Linked DNA regions of Homo sapiens: region 2 is linked to region 1. The links are chromatin loops, found by intact Hi-C in ENCODE. Cell type or tissue: dorsolateral prefrontal cortex. All regions are shown on one strand. Links, peaks and the distances in the headings refer to the core of each region. The heading gives the core; the rest is flanking DNA.

Evidence for each region. Hi-C counts contacts between places; a loop is a spot of excess contacts. Peaks named below come from ENCODE experiments on the same cell type or tissue, not always from the same donor. Only the 100,000 strongest peaks of a DNase experiment are listed, where the experiment ranks them.
Region 2: it touches region 1 in a loop (3-fold over the local background); 39 of 110 quality-filtered maps call a loop at or near these places.

Annotation. Positions count from the first base shown.
Region 1 is chr5:142,877,524-142,885,623 of GRCh38, reverse strand. It overlaps ARHGAP26 (Rho GTPase activating protein 26), which reads right to left. Exons shown (of 23, transcript NM_001135608.3): 4 at 6,179-6,250; 5 at 225-326. Among named protein-coding and RNA genes, the nearest start is that of ARHGAP26-AS1, 13 kb to the right of the region's middle. In dorsolateral prefrontal cortex, for the core only: a CTCF peak has its summit at 4,931; DNase peaks (open chromatin) are centred at 4,280 and 4,933; H3K27ac peaks cover 1,464 bases.
Region 2 is chr5:142,608,006-142,616,105 of GRCh38, reverse strand. FGF1 (fibroblast growth factor 1) reads left to right here. Exons shown (of 4, transcript NM_000800.5): 2 at 1,945-2,147. The coding sequence starts at 1,979. Among named protein-coding and RNA genes, the nearest start is that of FGF1, 74 kb to the left of the region's middle. In dorsolateral prefrontal cortex, for the core only: a CTCF peak has its summit at 4,869 (motif pointing left); a DNase peak (open chromatin) is centred at 4,865; H3K27ac peaks cover 1,269 bases.

The DNA of each region.
Region 1 (8,100 bases), core at 3,410-5,909:
TGTCTTCCACCTTGACAGGCGGGAAGGCTACAAAGGATGGGGTGGGATGGGAGGACACAAAGGCAGTCCAGGCATCAGGCACTGGATGAGGGATCAGGAGCAATCTCCTGGCTTCCCAGGTCCCTTCTAACCCTAAGATTTTCTAGCAAAGAGCAACCAGCACATATCCACAGCATCATGTACAAATTGAACACTTTATTCAGGATACTAATAAAGTCTCTTACCTCCTGAAGCTGAGATTCTTTCTTTTTGGAAGACAAATTCAAGTGTTTTTCTAAGATGCCACAATACTTTTCTGTCTCTTTGTCATACTTCTTTTTGGCTTCCTGGCAAAAAAAGAGAAGAGAAAAAGAAAAAGAGTAACACGTTGCAGGAATAAAAGCAGCCTCCATCTCTCAAGATCCTTCTGCTCAGAACACAGATGACGACTCAGCTCCTACTTTTCAGGTAATGCCCATTAAATCCTGCAGCCACCCATCAACAGCCCCCTGAGTTTGAGTGTCTAGCAGAGAGGCACCAACCAGGACAAGACCAGAAATGAGGTAAATACGAATATCTAATGGTGGCAAAGCCAAGATTCCCCCTCTAAGAACTTTGTGAAACAGAAATTTCTACTTTCTAACTCACAAGGATATTCAAGGCCAGAAGGCAGCCAGGGGTTGGGGGCTGGGGAGCAGCAGCAGTGGGGGTACCTATGAAGCTAACACCAAGGAAGGAAGATATCCTCACAGCTTGAATGAGACAAGTCTAGACTAAGGCTAGATCCAGCCTTAATACTGTCCCAAAAACACTTCTTGGTATGTAAGCCTAAATATCTCTTGACACTTAATATCACATGCAGGTCTTTAAGCTGAGGAATAATTCAAAACAACAATATTATCTTCACACACATTTGTTTACTACGGCACCATTTATGCTAGCAAAAGAAAAATAAAAGCAGCAGCAGCAACATCACTTCCAAGGATAGCGTTTGGCATAATTAAAGTACGGAACATCCAATAAGCATAACTAGTCATTGGAAAACTAGAGAGAAAAGTAAAACAGCATTATATAAACTTGCTGCATCCTACATAGAGTGTGTCTACCTATGGACAAAGATGAGGTGGGAATTTACTTATAGGCAAATACCTGAGTTATGGTAATGGGGTAACAGTTATTTTTCTCTTCTCTTTAAGAAATTATTAGCCGTATTATTGTCTTCAAAATGAAAAATAATTACCATAATTAATCCCTGCTCCCCACCACTGAATCATTGGGTCACTGTGGTTCTATTTCTATCTCCCATTTGACTGATAAGAAAACTTGGACCCAAAGAGGTGAACTTGTGAAAAGTCACGGAGAGTGACAGAGCTGGGATTGGAGCCTAGGACAATGTGCCTCCAAAGCCCATGTTCTCCACCACAGCTGAGACAGATTGTCACAGGCAGTCTGCCTTCCTTCCACATTCCAACGGGGAGAGCAGGCAAGGAAGCTGGAAGAAGGTTGGCACTTGGCTGATAAACGGGATCAAATTTGCTAATTGGGTACATTATTCCTGCTTTTGACTCATGTGGAGCCTGAACCCATAGGGATGTTTTTCTGCAACTCCAAAGCCTAGAAGAGAAAAAATATTTTCTGGCCAAATAAAGAAGCTCAGACACATCTCTTTATTCCTTTAACAAATTTATAATCAGCAACCACTCTGTGTAAGGCTCTACTTTAGGCACCAGAAATACAAGACAAAAATGGTCCCAACCCTCACGGTAGAAATGTTCTAGTAGGAGAACCATGATTAACCAGTAAACAAATAATCAGCATAATTATAGACTGCTGCAAGTGCTACAAAGGAAATAAACAGGGCGCAGTCACAGAGATTCTGTAGATAGGGCACCCAGGAAAGGCATCATTTGGGGAAGGGAGATGTGAGCTGAGACCTACCTGTGAAATACAGAAGGAGCAGAGTAGAGCCTTCTAGAGCAGAACCATCAAGTGCAAATGCCCTGGGGCAGGACACTCGGAGCCAGAAGCCATCACCCGGAGCCCTAACAAGCTCCGCTATGTCAGAATACCACTCCTCTGGTACATGCTCACAGAGTGGGCAGAATAACCATATATCCATTTTAGCTGACACATACTCATTTCCATGAATCTGAGTTTTGCTTAAAAGACTGTTCACATACAAGAACAATTAAACATTTAGCAGCAAATGAAGAAAAAGCCTGAGGACACATTACTCCTTCAAATTTGAGGAGGGTACAGGCAAGAGACTTGACTCAAGCAATTCTTTTCCATTAGTGAAACCAGCAACTTTGAACTGGGGCTCCAACTCCAAATGCTGCTCACATGTATCCGCTCCCACCAGCCTTATCAGCAACTCCAAAAGGAGAATCCTGGTCCCAGACAGTCCAGCTGGCCAGAGGTGAGAAAAGGCCAGGGAACATGAGTCACTGGCATTCTGGGACATTCTGGCAACTTGTGCCTCCACATTCCATGTTTAAGAGGACACCCAAAGTTAGAGAAAAAAATAAGGAGAAAGGGAAGCCGTTTCTGTCCTGAGAAAACAGCAATAAGACCTCTGCAGCAAAAAAGTACTACAGCTTAGATAATGTTCTTAAGATGGGAGAGTGTGTCCATTACTCAGGACACAAGATGGTTTTCACCTTCCAGAGAGTCTACTGTGGGGTAGTTAAGTCAAGGATTGAGTTAGAATCCTAAAATTTATTCCCAACTCAATATGGACTGGCTAGAAACAAATCACCATCCCTCTCCAGGACTCAATTTCCTCAACTATAAATTGAGGATGATTAGATAATTGCTCGGGTTTCTTCTTTCAGCTCAAGGACCATATAACAAAATAAAAATAAGAACACCCCCTCCTCAAAGGATTTCTAGGGTTAAATGAAATAAACCACATACAGTGCTTGGCAGGGTGCCTACCACATGGAAAGTGCTCAATAAATGTCAGCAATGGTGGTGACAGTGGTGAGCTCATCACCTAAACCTGCCTCCTTCTTATCAAGAACACACCTGCTTTCCATGTCCTGTGTGCCATGAAGGTAACCGTCCCAAGAACCTACTACAATTGGAAATTAGACATTTATTTGTATCTTTTTGTCTGATGTCTTTCACCCCAGCTACTTCATGAGCACAGCAACCACGCCTGCCTTGTTCTCCACCAAATATCAGGGCACAGAACAGTGCTGGCACAGAGCAGGCTCTCACATATTTTTTAAACAAATGAACTGTGTGTATCTAATATAATCACTAACATTGAATGACTACATGACCAACCTTGTTCTCATGTTCAGGTAGCTATACGACAGACACCGTTTTAAGCATTTGATAGGAGTTCACTCACTTCTTCTTCATAATAACTCTACGAGGCAAGTTTTATTATTACCCCCATTTTAGAGATCAGGAAACAGGCATGAAGAGGTTTAGTAACCTCCCCAAGTCTACATGCAAATGGCAGAAGTGAGATTTGGATTCAGACAGTCTAGCTGTAGACCCACTCTCTACGCTACTCTCTTATGTCTGTTATACTTATTCTAGAGTCCAGCATTCCAAATGTACCTCTAATACAGGAAAAAATAATTTCCTCAAACTTGGAAATAGAAACTTAGGGCCATGGTTATGTCAAGCACCAGGGGTCGTGCCCTACTCCAGAGTAGCACATTAGCATAAGAATGCCCAAGAATCTTCCTCCCTGGCAGCCTTCACATGGTGCACTCTCCAACAGGCTGTTATGGCAACCGAAGCAGCACCAGAGAGTGGAGGAGGAGGAAAAAGTAATTTTAGCATGGCACAGACAGAGTTCAGAACCTCCACTTGGCCAATACCCAAACCAGCTGAAGAGCACTTGCTGGCTCTGAGATGTTCTTGAGACTGCTCCCTGGGTCGCCTAGAAGTGGATCTGTTGTTTGCTTGTTTGTTGTCTCTTAAATTTACATAATGTTATGATATAAATGTATGTGTGTGTGGAGTGATGCAAAGGAGGACATGCCAGGAGGAAAAAATGACAAATGGGGAAGGATGAGACATCACCCAAATGTCATCACAATTCTTCTTTAGTGATCATCCAAAAGTTATTTAATAATCAATAATTATTCATGGTTTAATGAATAGGAGAATAGAATATGCATGAGGGGAAACATGCTTTGGTGAGTGACTACTTAAATTCTTTTATTCTAGTATGTCACCATCTATACCACCCCCCAGCCGCCGCCCCGGGGGACAGTAGCTCCTCCTATCATTAAGATCACTGGTATCAAGCCCAAAGGGAGCTCACTCAGACTCTTGCCTCACCTCCTTGGTAACCATGGTAACCCTCAAGCCAGTGAGAGAAGAGGCCAGAGAGAGAGGCATCTGTGCTCAGAAGGAGAAGTAACTACTGAAAAGATGACTCAACAAACAGCTCTGCTCTGCCTCAGTCTCCAAGCTCTGCATAACCCCCGGAAGCCACTGCCAAGCATGTTCAAGAGTGGGGAGGCACAGGCCCCAAGGCCACCAAGAGGAGCCCTGCGGGCAGGGCCTGCACTGCCAGGAACTGAGGGAGCATTCGCTCACGGCTTATTAACTGCCATCACTGGACTGGTTCACAGTCTGTATGAATTCTTAGTGGAATAAGACTTTGTGTAAATTATACATTCCTTAATCTCTGATACAGCACCAGTGAGCTCCCACTTCCTCATAAATGTGTAAACTAAAATTAGTAGAAAATACTCTAAAACTGGGAGAAAGTCTTTGCCACAGTCCCTCTTTCAAACTGTAATCAACCATCCCTCTGAAAGACCCTGACTAAACATCATCTTTTGCAGGCCCTAATCATATCTATTTCCAGAAAGCAGATGCACTCAGGGGTGTGTGTGTTGTAGGGGTGAGGAATACCTCATTTTGCAACTAAGCAAAATCCACACAAAGTAAGAGGGTGGTGTTGCCCAAAAGCCCCTGCAGGTGGCGTAAGAGACCGCAGCTGAATTGACTCACAGTTCCAGAAAAACAGGAAGAAAACGTTGGAAATCTTTTTGCTTTCATTGATTCCAATGAAAACATCTTCTCTGCAGGTAGCCTCTAACACTCTACCGAAGGTCAAACCAGCTAGAGTTTCCTAGTGATTTTTTTTTTTTTGGACATGGAGTCTTGCTCTGTTGCCCAGGCTGCAGTCAGTGGCGCGATCTCGGCTCACTGCAACCTCCACCTCCTGGGTTCAAGCGATTCTCCTGCCTCAGCCTCCCGAGTAGCTGGGAACTACAGGCACCCACCACCATGCCCAGCTAATTTTTCTATTTTAGTAGAGACGGGGTTTCGCCATATTGGCCAGCCTGGTCTCGAACTCCTGACCTCGTGATCTGCCCACCTAGGCCTCCCAAAGTGCTGGGATTACAGGCATGAGCCACTGCGCCCAGCCCTCCTAGTGATTTATTACAGGGCAAAGGAGCCCTGGAGAATCCACCTTTTAAAAAGGAACAGGATTCCCTTTGCAGTCTCTCAAGAACACATTAGAATTAGTCAAGCTTAGGCTACAGTCCCTCCAGGTCAGTGATAACAAACGGTGATCTCCAGGTTGAAGCAGGCCTGCAGATGTCATTTTTTGACCTGCACAATGGGTAATATATATTTTAAAATTATTTGCCAACAAGAAATTTCACATAAAACTGGCTTTTCAGTTTGTCTTGAAACATTTAAAGAATCAGCAAGAGAGGGCCCATTTCCAGACCCAACAAAAATCAGCTAAACCTAAGTACCAGCTGCCTCCTTTTAAAGAAAGTCCCTGTACCCACAGGGCACAAATTTGTAACCCCTGCTTAGGCTGCAAGTCCTGGACCTCCACAAAATACAATTCCACGAAAACAAATGTATTGTTCAATAAAGACAATTGTCTAAGCACACAGCTATCTATTATAATAACACAAATGAGGTGTGGTTTCTACCTTTGGATGATTTATGAACAAGCACAGAACAATGAGGTAACAAAATACCAGAATGGCCCCTCCGGGGTTGACGGCTCAGATGGTCGTACTTCAGTCACCCGTAAAGAACCGATGAGTTGGGCTCTATAGAGTTTTCTGCCTAAGATTTTCTGAAGAAGGTGGGCTTCGATTTTCTGAAGACATTTCTGAAGACTTTGTTTTAAAGAAAGGTGCTATGTTTTCCAGACCTCTCACCCTAAAATCCAGACCAAAGCTTGCAAAATTCTCACCTTGGCAGCCCCGATCTGTTCCTTTCGAAACTTCTCCAAGGGAGTGATGAGCACCTCGCTGGCATTCTCAATCTGGTGAAGAACAACAGAGTAAGGGAAAGAAGACACAAAAGCAGTATCAGTAAAGAATTACAGCAGCTCCAGCATGAGATGCCTCCCCATGTCTTAAAATAAAATTTGGGGAGGCAGTGTTGTACATGTCAACTGTTTACAACCTTCGAACTAATAGCATGTCAAATCAAAACTGTCATCATTTCAAAACATGATAATCTTCCTCCCATGCATGATTAATACTGATTATTTAAAAGTAAAAATGAGGAACTCTAAAACTGTAAGCGATCCTCTGAAGGGGCAGAGGGGAACTGGTAAAAGAGTGGGGTCTAAGTTACAAGCTTCGGTGACATTTTCTTGCAAATATTCATTTACCCAAGTTATGGGTAAAGTAGATCAACACTGAGTCTAGGTTAAAAACAAATAAACAAAGAAACACCTCTGGACATCTGATGGCATAAAAACCTTCCAAGCTTGATTTTGTGTTGCTCTACCAAGACAGGACTGGACTAGAGCCAGGACACCTGTGCCTCCTGACTACTGGCTGCCTCTCAACTTCATCTCACAGGGCTCACCCCTCAGGTCCTGCATTCCAACCTACTGGCACTCCAATGCACCTCAAACGCACCAAACTCGTCCCACCTCAGGGCCGTAGCATTTGGCTATTCTTTCAGACACTGTGTTCCCAAACCCTTACAGGGACAGCTCCTTCATGTAATTAAGATTTCAGCTTAAAGGTCACCTCTTTAGGGAGGCCTTCCCTGACTACCAACATAACTCAACTTCCCTCCCCTACCAAGTGTGTTCTGGTTCACCACTACACACTACACATTTATACACACACACACACATGCGTGCACACACACACACATACACATCAGTATCTTGTAAAGGCTCACTTTGCCACCACTATCCCCAAAACAAAGAAGAGTGCTGAGACAAAGCAGCACTCAAACATATTTGAACGACTAAATGAATGAATGGATTAATTCTTGATTGGCTGCCAACTGTGTGACCATGGGCAAAACATTTAACCTCTCTGGGCTCTAATTTCGTCATCTGCAAAACGAGTGGGCTGAATTGTCCATCGCTAAGATTCTATGGTCTTTTCTAAGGCAGTACAATATTTTACAGTTTTTCCTTTTAAGTCATTCATTTATCACTCTTCGCTCAACTAATTATTCCAGGAATCTCGCTGCAACAAAGCATTATTTTTCCTAAACCACATGCATGTCCACTGCAATGAAACTAACCGGGTAAATGCCAGAAGTCACAGATGGACACAGTAAAGAACTAACTGAACAATGTAAGGGACAGAAAAAGTCAAGTCTCCAAATTTATTCCCATTTGCCTTTTTCTCAATTTGGAGATCACTTATTTCAGAAGAGTGAAATTTAAGACTAGAGTGTTGCGGTGTTAATTTGTTTGATTTTGTGATTTTTATTGTTATTCAATGTTACTTAATTGGTTCACTGAAGTCTTCTCCACAAACCATCTGCAAGTCTCTGAAGCTTACAAAGGTGTGCCAAGCCCCTAAAGTCAATGATTCTCAACCTTAACTACACAGTAGAATCACCTGGAAAGCTTTTAAAATCCCTAAGTTTAGGCTACACTCCAACTAACTCAGAATCCCTGGACTTAGTCCCAGACATCAGTATTTTTCAAACTCCCCAAGTTATTCCAGTGGACATCCATGATTGAGAATGCAGTCATAAGTAGTCGCTTATAAAACGAAAGTGCTCAACTGCTCACCTGGGAATCAGGACCCCCAAGTCCTTCGCCCAGCCATACTACTACTTGCTATCAGCCTTAATAAGACCTGTTTTCTCATCTGTCAAATGAGCAATTGCAGATGGTGAGGAATAAGGTCC
Region 2 (8,100 bases), core at 3,643-6,142, 270 kb after region 1:
GATGGATGGTTAGTGCAGGGAAGGCAGGGTAGCTGCTGGTCTTCCATGATGCTCACGAAGCTGCTGGGGTGGGCTTCTCCTGGAGAAGGTGGAGATGCATGGAGTCCTGTTTCACAGATGGCATGGGGGCAAAAGGAGAGGCTGTTGGTGGAGACTAGCCAACCTTTGGGTCACAAATAAATATATGAATGACAAGTTAATGGTGGCAGATGTACATGTCAGGCAATGGGTAAAAACCCCACTCCTCATAAAAAGACTAGTGTGGATAAAGTCACTAAACCTTTTCATGGTGATCAAGGGCAAATTGGGGCTTTCTGTTCCCAGACTCCTTTTGCGATTCAGCTCCATCGCTTACTAGCTGTTGCCCTTGGGCAGGTCACTGAACATCTGTAAGCTTTGGTTTTATTAAAAATGATGATAATATTAGTGTCCACTTCAAGGGATTATGGTGAGATTACTTGAGATAACCTGTAGCCCAAAATACGTTAATGATGAGGGTGATGATTTTTATTCTAAGACCACTTGATAATCAATATGTATTGATGATCACATTCACTACTCACACTTACAAAGTACAGCTCCCAGGCCGGGCGCGGTGGCTTACGCCTGTAATCCCAGCACTTTGGGAGGCCGAGGCAGGCGGATCACGAGGTCATGAGTTCAAGACCAGCCTGGCCAACATGGTGAAACCCCATCTCTACTAAAAATATAAAAATTAGCCTGGTGTGGTGGCGCATTCCTGTAATCTCAGCTACTTGGGAGGCTAAGGCAGGAGAATTGCTTGAACTGGGACCCGGGAGGCCAAGGTTGCAGTGAGCTGAGATCGTGCTACTGCACTCCATCCTGGGCTACAGAGACTCCGTCTCAGGAGAAAAAAAAAAAAGTGCAGTTCACACGTTAGTTTCCTGGTCTCTTTTTGGCCTCTTTCTTTTCAGTTTTTAGAGTCACCAGCACTTCCTTCTCCTAAATGGTGGGGCAAGTATATGTTTTAACCAATTCTAATGCTCATTGGTTTTGTTTTTTAATCCTTTGAGGTGTAAGTGATGCATTTTCACATTAATAATATAAGTTTGTATGTAGTGGCTACATATAATGTTAAAGGTATATTATATATAATATGGTGGTTTCTGTGTTCTATCTCACATTAGAAAATAGCTAGGATGAAAACAGCCTGCGTGCAAGGGACAGACCCACCTTCTCTGTGCCACATGAAGCTATGTGGAAAGCTGCAGAATGGGCAGGAACCAGGCATAGCCTTCATAATGATCTGTCTCATAACATTTCCTTTGATATGGTATTTGCCCTTTAAAAACCCCACTTACTCCCACTCTGTGCCTTTTTCCCTGGTTCCAGTTCTGTTTCCCCCAGCAAATCCAGAAGCTTCCCTTAACATACTAACCCTTTACTTTCCCTGTTGTGTCCCTGAAAGGCCTCCTGTGCCTTTGGCTGCAGGTCCCGAACGTCCAGGCCATCTGTGCTATCTGCTTCGCGGTACCTCACCAACGCAACGTGAGGGTGGAGGGCAGAACCTTGGTCCTGGCCTCTCAGCTTTTGTGGGTTTCAGCCAGACCCTAGGTGTTATTTTAGTGCAACTTTGGTGTTTAATTTGAGGATGTGTGTGGACCAGAAGGAGGGACCAAAACATGATTCTTTTCCCCATGGTCAGATGATTAAATTTGAAGTTCTAAAAAATGCAGTTTGGTCCAAAGCTGTGTCCAATTGGGAAGAGAGAAAAATGCCCTGGAAACCCCTCCCAGGCCTGGGACCATCCTTCCTTAACCACCAGCCACCTCACAGGCCCGCGGACTGCGGGCATCACCTGGGCAGGCTGTGCTTACTCACTACCCGGGAACCCTGTGCCCTGGAGCTGTCCTTCCTCTCTTCAAAGTGCATTTTGTGCCTTTGCTGGAAGAACCGACTACAGGTTTGTTCAATTTCTTACAGTCTTGAAAGCGCCACAAGCAGCAGCTGCTGAGCCATGGCTGAAGGGGAAATCACCACCTTCACAGCCCTGACCGAGAAGTTTAATCTGCCTCCAGGGAATTACAAGAAGCCCAAACTCCTCTACTGTAGCAACGGGGGCCACTTCCTGAGGATCCTTCCGGATGGCACAGTGGATGGGACAAGGGACAGGAGCGACCAGCACAGTAAGCCCATCTCTATGGCACCCCCCTTCCCTTTCTGACATCTTCTGTAGTCAAGGTGGGAGGAAGGTGCACATTTAAGTACAGGTACTTGCTTCTCCAAGGTTCTATTCAGGCATGACACATTCAGAGGTGGAGTCACATAAATGCGTAAAATGTCTGGGTTTAGAAAATAGGGACTTGTGGGGGCCACCACTTACCCAAACGTGTCCTATTTCAAGTTTTTTAAAGCACTCTCTGCTGACCCAACAGAACGGGCTGCCGGTGCTCAATTGCTGTATGTTTTCCCAGGTTTCTGTAACTAGTGAAAGATCTGGCCCCGAAGGCTAGTCAGGGGCCTGCACGCTTCATGATGGGATGAACCAGACAGGCATGGTGGTAAATCCTGCACAGAGATGTGGGCTCCGTTTCAAGTCAACTGACTCTCCTGGTTATGTTTCCACTGGGCTTGATTTGTGAAATCCCAGTTCATAATCGTAGTCTTACACATCATAAATTATGCAGCTTTCCCTCTGCGTATCACGCAGATGTGGCTGTGGTAACCAGCAGTGGTAAAGTCATTCTCCAGACCTTATAGAAACTGGAGAGTAGGAGCGACTAGCGCCAAATGCTGAATATCTCTTCCAGGACTTCCTGGCAGCCCGGTTCTCAGAGGTGTTGACAAATGAAGGTATGACTCTAGAGAAAAGAATCTTCTTGACTATCTAAGTATAAAAAAATCTCTTCCTTCTGCTTTGGTACTTCTGGCATTGGTGTGTATGTTTGATATTAGGTGTCCAGGTCCTATCGTGATGTTATCTGAGATTCCCTGAGTCCCACTGCAGCATCAGAGGTTACAAAGAAGCCTAAAGTCAGATCCAGTCCCTGCTTAGAGGGTCAGCAATCTCAAGAGTCAAACTTGCCACAAATCAAGAGAAGGAAAATCAGGAGACATAGAAGAAGACAGGCAGGAAGGAAGTTTCTGTAGGACTGGCTTCAAAATGCAATGCAAAACACTCACTTTGACATGATGGTTTATACATCAGGTGGTCTTAATTATTCATGGACCATGCACCAGAGGTTGCAGGCTCTAAGAACAAATGACCACTTCGCTGGTGCTCACGCTGTACCCTCAGATGCACAGGTAATGGGGATGGATGCTGGCGTTTACACGAGGTGACGTTGTTCCTTCCTCCCCACCCACTGCACAGACCCTGGAGATGAGGAGCAGGAAGGCTGAGGCTGGGGCTTGCAGCTGCAGAATTAGCTCTTTTGGGCTTTGTTTTGATGGCTTATCTTCAAATGGGCTTGCTGAATGTCTTATACTCAGTGAAAAACAGGTGTCAGAATGAGGCAAAAAAAAAAGACTCTAGTTTGTTAAATAGCATACATAAGCAATATTCACTGCAAATTAGCAAACTTAGATTGTAGTCCATTGTGTCAGGCATGATACACAACTCACGTGATCTGCCCCACACAACACGAACAAGCTTTAATTCCTCTGGGTTTTAAGTGTTCCTAATACGTCTTAACCAATTTTCTGAAAAAGTAGGGAATGCTCTCCGGTCCTCAGAACCCAAGAGGAAAGACAAACTTCATGATATGTTCCTTGGGGTTAAGCTAGCTCTTCTGGAAACCTTGACTTCTGGAGTAAAAAAAGGCTCCAATACTGGAATTTCTGTAGCAATGGAAAATGGCTTAACTGTTGCCATTCCATCATTAGCACAACAGACTGCACTCTGGGTGTGTAACACTGGCACAACTTCTGGAGTCCACAGTGGATTTGGCCGCCTGACTTAAGATGTCAGGAGCCCCTAGAAAGCAGCACAACGTAGCCCTGGGAGTGCAGGTGAGGATTTCTGCATTCAAGGAATGCCAGATTATTTTCCAAGTGAACTTGGGCAACTGCACCTTTCACCCTCACTTTTCTCATTTGTACAAAAAGAATACTAATATTCCTTGCCTCACAGGTTTCTTGGGAGGGTTAAATGAGATAATATAGTGAGAGTTCTTGGCACAGTGGCTGGCACAGAGGAACAGCACAGCACGTGTTGGTTCATATTGCAGTTATCATCATCAAGCTTTCCATATAATCAGCCTAGCATATGGTAACACAGGGTCGTATTGAAGGACCTTCCAGACTCCTCTTTTTAACAGTACTGCCACCCAGGAAAGTCAAGGGGCTAGATGCAGGCTTAGATTCAGCATCTCTCTGCCAACACTCGGAGTTGTTGTGTGGGCCTATTATTTGCTTACTCTGGAACTAAGAACAAGGACCAAGAGGACAGAGATCAGAGTAAGTGGGGTGGGTGGCCAGAAGCCCATCCGTGTACCTGTCAGTACTGGAACTGGATATTCCACTGAAGAGTCAGCAGGCTCGAGTTCAAGCCTACTCTGCCCCTTTCTACCTGGAGCAGCCCTGGACAATTAACGTTCTTGCCATTATGCATTCTTTCTGTTTGCAAACTCTGCGAAAGAAGCTTCAAGCCCCCCAGCCCTGGGACGCTTCCAGTCCTTTCCTGACTAGAAATTGAAGTGTCTCTAGTGTTCCCAGATAATTTTCAGGAAAATCATTTAGTCTCGCTGAGACTCAGTTTCCTCACCTGTGGAATGGGAATGGCAGCATTGCCCAGTGTGCCTCACAAGGGCGAAACTTCTATTTACTAGGGTTCTGCAGGTGAGAGGAGTCCTGGGCACGGATGTACTCCCTGAATGTGGTTCTGTTGCCCTCTTCTGCCCAGTGGTGGTACTGCCAGAGCCCTTCTGAGTTTCAAGGGTTATTCAGAAACAGAATTGCCTCGGCCAGGCATGAGACGGATGCTCCCTGACTAAATGTGATCCACACGGCCTGGCAAGGAGATATTTTTGATTCCTTGATCACTAGTTTGAGCATAATTAGAGACTGAAGTGACAGAGTCACACGTTAAGACTTCCTTCAGAAAGAGCGTTTCTAAAAGCCAATCGAAAAATTTAAACAAATCACACAAGATAGAACCGTATGCCTTTGAGCTCTACAAGGCAGAAATAACTCCTTTCACGGCTTCTCTTTGTCCCCAAGTCATTGATCATTCCTGGGCAAATGTATCTTCTTCCTACCTCTAGGAGAATGAGTTTCCAAGTACCTAACCTTCCTTATAGTGGTATAACCCTAGGGCAGATGCTTGTGTGTGGGCTGTTCTAATAGAGACCTGAGTAAAATGTCTCTACTGGTGGACTTCTAGCCTGCAGAGAAGGTGGTTTTGGTTTGTCCCATTTCCATTCCTTAGATCGCTGCTGCAGGCAATTACCAATATGGACTGTGAACATTGGTTACGCTGCCATGCTAGGAAGGCCAGGCAGAATCAGCCAGGGAGTGCTGCATAGATTCCAGGGCTGATGGGCACAGTTTGTGAGAAGGTTCATGTTGTCCCCTAAGCTTCAGCTCAGGGGGACACATAAGTGGTGTCACCATGAGAGGGGGAGGTCCTGGAAGAAGATCAGGTCCAGGGGAAGATGGCCAGTTCCATTTTGGACACAAGCATTGAGGAGTGTCTCACGTACCATGCAGCTGTCCTCAGGGTTATAATTCTCCATTTATTTGTGCGATTATTTAATGGTTTTCCCTCCTACTGGACTCCTAGAGGACAAGGACTTTGTCTCTCATTGCTCAACACTACAAATTTTGTGTCTAGCACATTGCCTGCCACTTGGTAAAATGTCCAGTAAACATTAATTTGATAAGTGACTGAATTGTATTGGTGGCAGCTAAATTCAAAGTCAACAATATATTCAATAAACATCTATGAGCCCTGATATGTGCTAGGCATTATGCTGAACTCCTTCACTTCTACCTAACCACAACCTTGAGAAGTTACTAATTATTATCACTCTAAGAACACTGCAGTTGACAGGCGTGACCAGCTCCTAACTGGGAGGGCTTGGCACCAACCACATCTTCTGCTTCCAGGATTAAGGCTCCTTCTGTATCCCACAACCATCCGACACCAACATCATGACAGTGGTTCCGCCCCACAAACTGATTCAATAAACACATCTGTGTTATGGATCAGATGGGTGTAGGTCGGGTCCCAACACTGCTGTTCACCAGTTGTATCATCCTGGGACAGTTACTTCTCAATGTGCCTCAGTTTCCTTGTTTTAAAAACAAGAATGACAACAGCACCCACTCATAGGAACGTAGGAGTTTTAATGTGATAATGTTTGTAAGAGTGTTTAGCACACTGCTAGGCACATAAGTGCTCAAAAAAAATGGTATTGATCATCATTCTTCCGGGATTCCTGAGCCTTCCTCACCTAACCAGCTGACCTTTCAAGTCTGTTAGATTAAGTGAATGCTATGCTTGCTCGCAGAACTGAGGGTGACTCTTTGTCCCAGCTTCTCTGGGACTATCTGGGTTGAAGCCCCTGAGGCCTGACACAGAGGCATAATGTGCCCAGACACAGGTGCAGCAAGCCCCGCCCCATCTCACTCCTCTGGCAGGGCAAGTCTGCTCTGTGATTGACTCTGATCTTTCTGGGGAGTTTCCTCTCAGGTGAAGGGGGACCATGACTTATCCCTCAATGGGATTAATAACTGCAACAATAATTAGAGAATAATTTCCTCACAAGCATTCCAAACCTTCAGCTGCCTGCCACACCCACAACTCCTCAGCTCCCCAAGCACGCAAGAGACTACGTGGGGAGCAGAATTACCGGCACCACTCACTGCACAAATGGAAATGTTCTTAAGCAAAGTGCGTGCCAATCAAATATTTATAAATCAAGCCACATCCTAAAGGCGCTAGCAGAGTTCACTGGTCAAAACAATCCTACCTTGCAGCCCTTTCTAAAGGGCAGATTCCTCTTCATGAAATGCCTCCTGCCCTGTTGCTTTAGGGGAGTCCAGACTTCTATTTTCTGGTTGGGATCACTCAGCACCTAGCAGTTAAGGCACTTTATTCCCCACCAACATAGACCCGAAGTCAAAACAGTTTTTCAAATGACCACGATGGGGAGAGCTGGACCCCACTGCCAGAAGTCAGAGAGAAGGGGAGGTCTCCAGGCAGGAATGTACTCCGCGACAGGGTTCTCTCACCTCGGTCATATGTGATGGGAAGGACTCCTTGCCCTCCTCCCCACAACCCTCATCTGATTACATAGAGGATTTTTATACATAAACTTTAAAATACACACACACACACACACATAATATATCACATATACTATATATATATGATATATATGTGTATATATACTATATATATATGATATATATGTGTGTGTGTATATATATATGTCATTCAGTCTCTGGACTGTATCAAAATTTTCCAGACAACTTTTTCAGACCTTAAAGAAGCAGACACCTTTTAAGATAAGGTTTTTTTTTTCATATATATTTACATATATGTGTGTGTGTGTGTATATATATATATATATATATATATATATATATATATATATAGATGTGTATATATATTTATATATATGTATATGCATATATATATATTTTTTACCACTGGAATTATTTTCCCCCAAATTCGATTTTTCCCCTTCTCTGTCTTTCTCTAATGTTTTACCAATCCCGGCTTGTGGCTACATTTTAATTATAAATGTCACTGACATAAAACAACCGCACCAATTTCTGAATGAGGCTGACCTCACTTTGGGTAAACACGGCAAAGGACGGGAAGTCTCCAACCCAGAATAAACCAGGCACATAATCTCTCTTGGCCTCTCTTTGGAGAGCAGAGGCGGAAAGCAGGCTTAGAGGCCACAGACAGACATGCTACAGAAGCAGAACCTCTCTCTCCAGGCATTTTCCTCATTGAATGCACCAGTTGTGGTCTTATCGTTACATTTGCCTGGGATGGGACAGGAAGATGCTAGGATAGCTTGGGGCTCAGAAACAGGGTGCAAGACCTCAAAGTTGACTTCTCTTGGCACTGGCAGGATCATAACCCTTTTTCCTTTTTTCTACCTTTGGAAAGTAAGGGATTGC